Regions from separate parts of the Homo sapiens genome. Here region 2 is linked to region 1. A link is a contact called in ENCODE Hi-C or POLR2A ChIA-PET data. All regions are on one chromosome and are shown on one strand. The core of a region is the stretch at or near the end of the contact, and the rest is flanking DNA. Distances in the headings are between cores, read along the strand shown.

Evidence for each region. Hi-C counts contacts between places; a loop is a spot of excess contacts on that map. ChIA-PET counts read pairs that join two places held with the same protein, here RNA polymerase II (POLR2A). Pooled maps may share reads with other maps.
Region 2: a map of gastrocnemius medialis shows a loop between it and region 1 (2.3-fold over the local background). The contact joins two enhancer-like sites. A Hi-C loop is called at or near these places in 9 of 168 maps with a recorded cell type or tissue (GM11168, PC-3, PC-9 and 5 more), 8 of 37 single-sample maps with no recorded cell type and 14 of 50 pooled maps. POLR2A ChIA-PET finds 5 or more read pairs at or near these places in 4 of 52 experiments (Caco-2, GM12878, H1 and 1 more).

The regions. Positions count from the first base shown.
Region 1 is chr3:124,568,453-124,571,923 of GRCh38, reverse strand. All of the region lies in intron 34 of KALRN (kalirin RhoGEF kinase), which reads right to left. The region is part of intron 2 of LOC105374076 (a long non-coding RNA gene); the gene reads left to right. Among named protein-coding and RNA genes, the nearest start is that of UMPS, 160 kb to the left of the region's middle. Within about 2 kb of position 1,949, at least 2 of the 41 ENCODE cell types and tissues checked have a DNase peak (open chromatin) inside an H3K27ac peak, as active enhancers do.
Region 2 is chr3:124,609,348-124,613,062 of GRCh38, reverse strand. The region is part of intron 34 of KALRN (kalirin RhoGEF kinase); the gene reads right to left. Among named protein-coding and RNA genes, the nearest start is that of UMPS, 120 kb to the left of the region's middle. Within about 2 kb of position 1,347, at least 3 of the 41 ENCODE cell types and tissues checked have a DNase peak (open chromatin) inside an H3K27ac peak, as active enhancers do.

The DNA of each region.
Region 1 (3,471 bases), core at 700-3,199:
GGGTGCAGTGGCTCACACCTGTAATCCCAGCACTTTGGTAGGCCAAGGCAGGCAGATTGCTTGAGCTCAGGAGTTCGAGACCAGCCTGGGCAACATGGCGAAACCTCATCTCTACAAAAAAATACAAAAATTAGCTAGGGATGGTGGCAAGCACCTGTGGTCCCAGCTATTTGCCACTGCACTCCAGCCTGGGCAACAGAGTGAGGCCCTGTCTCCAAAATAAAAAATAGAAAAAAAATAAAATAAACACAGGATACTTTGGTTAATCCCTTTAAATTAACAAAGGTAATTACCTGATGCAGAGAGAAAAAAACAGACATTTTTAGAAGTGGAAAGGATCCTAGAGGTAATTCAGGAAGACATGAATAAAAGGTAATAAAAATGCTACTTTAGAACAAATAGCAATATGAATGACTGTAGGGAATAACCAGGAAAAAAGTCCAGCCTATAGAGAGTCTCAGAGTAGAAGGCACTTGCCTCTAAGCTCTATGCCCAGAGAGGACAACAGATCAGGTGTCTGTGAGTGAGAAACCAGGGGATGCCCAAAGTTCAAGGGTAAGGATGGACTGTGAAGTTCTCAAATCCAAGGACATTGGAAAGGACTATTAATCCATAAACACAAACAATCACTTTAAACAAGTCAGGATTGTTGAATTTAATTAAAAACATTTTGTTCTGCTCTAAGCGTTTAATAAAAGGATTTATGGAGAAATTGCTAGGCTTATATAGCTTAGGAAAGAAGTGTTTAACATTTTATCTGCAAATTGTATTACTTTCTTCTAGATACAGATCAGAAGGAGAGGGAGAATAATAATTAGCACTGGTGGATTTACACTCGGGGCTCGGACGGGGGAGAATAGAAGGAGACGTGGGTAGAAAGTGTTTGGATTTCAGTGCAATATATGAGGAATATTCTAGCCCTTAGAATTACACTAAAATCCAACAGGCTCTAGAAGTAATAAGCTCCCAGTCCCTAGAAGTGCTCAAGTAATGCTTAGCTGACCACTTGTCAAGGACATTGTGGAAGGGGTTTCTTGTATTTGGAAAGAGAGTGAGCTAGAACACCTTTCACCTGCTTTTCAATTCTAAGATCCCAGGAGCCAAAAGAAGCCAATGTTCTGGAGTCAAATTAAATCTATTCAAGAACCGGTTTTATCCAGTTATAAAAAGAGTAAGTTTCAACTCTAACTTTTTATGATTCTGAAAAATGTCAAGGAGCTCCTTTTAGACTCTCTCCATCTATCTTTAAACATACTTTTCTTCAAAAAGTATCAGTACTCAAATAAATTACAACATTTCTTATTCAAATGCATTATTTTTGGGTTTCAGCTATTCTTACCCAACAGTATTATAATTTTTAAAAACACCATACCACACCTTTTCATTGCAAACATAGGGTAATTCAGCTATGCTAATATAAAGGAAAATGTTGTGGGCTAGTGTGGAAACCTGTTCTCACCCTCATTGATCATACTCCCATGTATACTTCTGCTTCTATGAGGAAGTGAGTTCTGAATCTCAAAGGACTACCTCACATCTAGTCAATTACCAGTACAATCCTATACAAATGAAGAGGATTGAAGGATCGTACTTCAATCCTGCAATTGAGGACTGTAGGATAAAGTAAATCAGCAAGCTGCAATTTATAACATGTCACTTCGTACCTGAAAGGAAATGTTTAGGGAATATTCATCCTCTAATTATTTTTTTAGCCTCCCATAGTGAAGCCATGTTAGGCATTATGGCATAAATGAAAAACCTGAGGGTAGGGCTCCTAATGCAGAATTATACTGAAAAGTAAGAGGTAGAGAAAGACCTTTGGAGGACTCTCCTGGTAGGCAGAGGAGCCTGAACTTTTTGGCATTTTGGCTCCTGGCAGCAGAAAGTGCAGGGGACTTCCATCCTGCAGACAATCTGTTGAACAGGCTGGGCCAGCACCAGGGGTTGGCAGGCCGCTATCAGAGTTGGACTAAGCTCAGCCTGCTGTCCAGAGTGCTCCTTGGAGTCATTCTGCTCCAGCTGAGGACATCAGAATCTTATTAGTTGGCAAAGCACCCACAGGACAAAATCTGTCTCTGATTACTACCACTCCTCCTAGAGAGTGGGGCATTTGGGGCCAGAGGTGAGAGGGAGAGTGGGAAGGTGGGTATGTGTAACTATAATGGGGTTAATGCTCTTAGATTCAGCTAGACTGGCTAACAAGCCAAGTCAGATGGGAGAATAAACTAAAGTGCCTGTCTCAAAGGCTTTCAGACTTGGGAGGGTGTAGAACACAGTGGTAAAGTGAGACCTTGGGAAATGGACAGGCGTGGGTTCAAATTTAGGCCCACTGCTTGTCAGCTATGTGACTTTGAGCATATTACCTAATCTTTTTAAGACTCAGTGTCTTTATCTGTAAGATGAGGAAAATATTATTGCTATTAGCATAAAGCAACCCAGAACCTGACCCATGGTAAAGCTCAATAAATGTTAGGTATTTTTGTGAGTTGGTGACACACTTAACACAAGTCGACATTATCAAACTTGCCCGGCATTCTCAGGCTGTTGATGGTAATTGCCTTCAGAGCCCAAGTTTTATCCACGGTTCTCCACCACCTTCTGCAGCATGGGGAAGCTGTTCCTGAGGCCAAGTAGGTGGTAACAGCAGAAATCATCAGGAGGCCTTCAGGGAGAGGACTCCTCATGAACAAGCCAGGGGTGCCATGGGCCACTGTCCCTCTCCTCTAGAGCATCTGCTTCTGAGGCTCACGGGGGAAGCCTTGGACTTGGTTTCATAAGCAGAGAGGTATTTCCTTACAGCTTCTCCAGACCCTCAGCCCCAGCCAGGGAAGAAAGTGCACAGGAAAAGGAACACAGGTGTCCTGTACAGCCAGGTACAGAAGAACCTAGACTGGTTATTGGAGCCTGGGGCAGAAGTACCCAGGACCAATACTTTTTAAAAGCCATTCTCACCATTTTTAAGTGTACAGTTCAGTGGCATTAAGTCCATTCACATTGTCATGCAACCATCATCACCATCCATCTCCAGAACATTTTTCATCTTGCAAAACTGAAACTCTGTACCCAACAGGCACTAATTCCCCATTCCCTCCAGCCCCTGGCAATCATCATTCTTTCTACATCTAAAAAGTTGACTACTCAAGGTATTTCATTTAAATGGAATCATATAGTATTTGTCCTTTTGTGTCTGGCTTGTTTCACTTATCCTAATGTCCTCAAGGTTCATTCATGTTGTGGCATGTGTTAGAATTTCCTAACTTTCTAAGGCTGAAGAGTATCCCATTGTATGTATATATTCAATTCACCTGTTGCTGGACACTGGGGTTGCTTTCACCTTTTGACTATTGTGAATAATGCTGCTATGAGCATGGGTGTACAAATTTCTGCTTGTGTCCTTGCTTTCAATTCCTTTGGATATATACTCAGATGTTGGATTGCTAGATGATATGATAATCTTATTTTTACTTTTTT
Region 2 (3,715 bases), core at 98-2,597, 42 kb before region 1:
GCAATGATTGGTATGGAATGTCACCAGTACTACAGGCATCCCTGCAGATATCCTTTGCAGAGAAAATACTCAATCAGACTATTTCCATAAGAATGCCCTTTTCCTGGAGCTTGCCTAGACCTTGCATCATTATAATGTCTCTTGTATTATTTAAGTGGGGATCCCATAGGCTCGATTTATATAACATTTTATATTTGAAGATACTACTTTATTATTCGTTCATTCAACACATGCTTGTTGAGTGCTTCCTATATGCCAGGAGCTGTTCCTGATGCTGAGCTATAGCAAGTGTAGGAGACAGACAAAGTCGCTGAAATTAGAAACTTGTCATTCTAGTTAGGGTAGAGAGGGAGTCAGATAAGAAACTAACAAATGAATGAGAAAAATTTCCAGTAGTATTGAACAGTTTTAAAGAATTAAACTGACGGCTGGGCTCGACGGCTCACATCTGTAATCCCAGCACTTTGGTAGGATGAGGCGGGCAGATCACCTGAGGTGAGGAGTTCAAGACCAGCCTGGCCAACATGGTGAAACCCCATCTCTATTAAAAATACAAAAATTGCTGGGCGCGGTGGCTCACGCCTGTAATCCCAGCACTTTGGGAGGCCGAGGCAGGTGGATCACCTAAGGTCAGGAGTTCGAGACCAGCCTGACCAACATGGAGAAACCCCATGTCTACTAAAAATACAAAATTAGCTGGGCATGGTGGCACATGCCTGTAATCCCAGCTACTTGGGAGGCTGAGGCAGGAGAATTGCTTGAATCCGGGAGGCAGAGGTTGTGGTGAGCCGAGATCATGCCATTGCACTCCAGCCTGGGTAATAAGAGCAAAACTCCGTCTCAAAAAATAAAAATTAAAAAAATTAAAAAATTAGCTGGATGTGGTGGTGCATGCCTGTAATCCCAGCTACTTGGGAGGCTGAGGCAGGAGAATCGCTTGAACCTGTGAGGCAGAGGCTGCAGTAAGCTGAGATTGTGCCATTGCCCTCCAGCCTGAGCTACAAGAGCGAGACTCCATCACAAAACAAAACAAAACAAAAAACACTGACTAATGGGCTAGAGAGGGCCTGAGGACTTCTTCAGAATGAGTAGCTGGTGACAGTTCTCTGAGAAGTGACATTTAAGCTGAGACCTGAATGATGGGAGTGAACCAGCCACATGAAGACGGAAATAAGGCTTTCTACCAAGGTCATAGACTATGCAGAAATCCTAAGGCAGAAACGAGTTTGGGATGTTCAAGCTTCCTGAAGGAAGTTCTTGTGGCTGGAGCGCAGCTGGTGGGTGAAGGGACATGAAATGCAGTTGGAAAGTAGGCAGGGCCTAGAACCACAGCCTTGCAGGGCACAGCAGGAAGCTGGACTTTATCCCCAATGCAATGGGAAGCCACTGGAGTGTTTTAAAAGGGGCCGGGGTGTGACATAGGTGATGCAATAGGATTCATTTTCATTGACAATCTTTAATTTCTGACCACTCTATGTTATATAGCCAGATAAATCTCCCTCCAACTAGAATCACCTTTGCACCAAGAATCACCTTTTCTTCTAGTGATGAGTAACAGATATGGGGAGAAACAGCTTACTACATATGGATGAATAGGAACCATCAGGATATTCAAATCTGGTCTCTGGACAAAACACTCCATATCCAGCTCACACATACAAGGCCATCCTATGCCTCCTTACTATCTGCTCATATTTCCCACACCAACAAGTCACCTGGTATCTCAACTTAATTCTTTCTGCTATGGTCTAGGGTGTGTTGACACAGTTTTAGGTAACATTATCAATGAGAAATGCTCCCATCTCTGATGTTACTTCTCTCTCTACCTAGGCGGTCCTTCCCCAGATCCCACAGAGCCCATTCTCTCTCTTGCTTCAGGTCATTACTAAAAGGCTGCCTTATCAGCACAGCCTTCCCTGATACCCTATTGAGAACTACAACACCCACCTCCACATGCTGCCACTCTGATTCCCTAGCCCTGTTACCTTCTCTATAGCACTTACTGCCATCTAGCCAACTGTATTGTTTCTTTATTTTTTGAGACAGGGTATCACTCTGTTGCCCAGGCTGGAGTGCAGTGGCATGCCTGGTTCACTGCAGTCTCGATCTCCCAGGCTCAAGCAATCCTCCCACCACAGCTTCCCAGTAATTGGGACCACAGTGTGCGCCACCACACCTGGCTAATTTTCTTTTCTTCTTTTCTTTTCTTTTTTTTGTAGGGACGGGGTCCTACTATGTTGCCTAGGCTAATCTCAAATTCCTAGGCTCCAGCCATCCTCCTGCCTCAGCCTCCCAAAGTGCTGGGCTTACAGTTGTAAGCCACCCTGCCTAGTCAAGCCAATTGTATTCACCATGTCTTTTTATTTCCTGTATTATTTGCTTTGATATCTGGGGTATTGCTGATCCTGGAGGGATAGCCGCCCCCCCCAGGGTTAGTTAATATCTAGAGAGAGGCGACACCTTTCCTATGCAAACCCACCAATCCAGAGCCCACACCCCCAACCACCCTCTTTATCAAGCTTTCATTTTTGGGCCAATATCCACCTGCCCTAATCACCCCAGGACCAGGTATCAGACAACTAGGGACAACCCCTTGTCCCCCCAGAGCCCTCTACAATTACTCAAACTAGCCAGTCCTAAACCTGCTTACCTTGCCTCACCTCTTAAAGACTCCAGCCCCCTAGTTCCTTTTCTCTCTTTGCCTGCATGCAACTTCAGTGTTTTCTTCTGTGGCCCGGTGTGGGATGCCCCATCCTCTTGGGGAACTGTGAGTAATAGACTATCTTTTCAGTCACCTCCTCATCTGTTGGCATGACTGAATTTCAAATTTCTATTAATATTAATGTACTATATTTAAAAATACTTACTATGAAATTTATTTCTTATTTGTTGCTCCTACTCTCCTCACTAAAAGCTCCATGAAGGCAGGGAATTTTTTTCCCCTGTTTTTGTTCATTGTTGTGCTTCTAGCAGCTAAAAGAGTGCTTAGCACAGAACTAAAGCACTCAATAAACATTTGTTGGGGAAAAAAGATTTCATAGAAAGTGCTCAGTAAATATGTTCTAAATATTAAATGAATAAAAAGGAAGCCAAGATGCCTGTTTCTGTGTGCATGGATGAATACAGAAGCCAAGTGTAGAGTGAGGTGACCTTGGGATTTGAGTTCCAGTTCTACCTCTTTACCTTTCTGAACCTCAGTTTACTCATCTATAAAATGAGGATAACTACCACCCACCTCTGAGATAACAATACTTACTTAACCCAATAGTGACAGCTTATTATATGACAATAAATGGCAATGACAGTAATGACTATTAAATGGCAGTGAACAGTATTGTGTTGTAATACAGCAATGGCTGTGAGGCCTCAAGCCTGCAAGACAGCCAGCCCTCATCCTCAGACTGCAATGCCTTGAGTCATCTGCCGGAATGGATTCACTCTCATTTTCCTTCCCAGGCAGCAACAAAGGGAGAATGCACGTCTCTCTTCTAAGCAGATTTAAAGCGCTCTATGCCCTTTACCCACTTTTATAACCTACTACTCATCAGTCACAGATGCAGAAGGATCCTAGCTAGTGCAAATACATGTATACACTCATAGGTGTGTCTGGCAAGCATGAACACATGAGTTGCATGACATACTTAGGACTTCCACAAACTCAGGTCAGAGACCCCCAAACTATCAGGCTCACATGGAAGAGGGGATTTATGTGGCT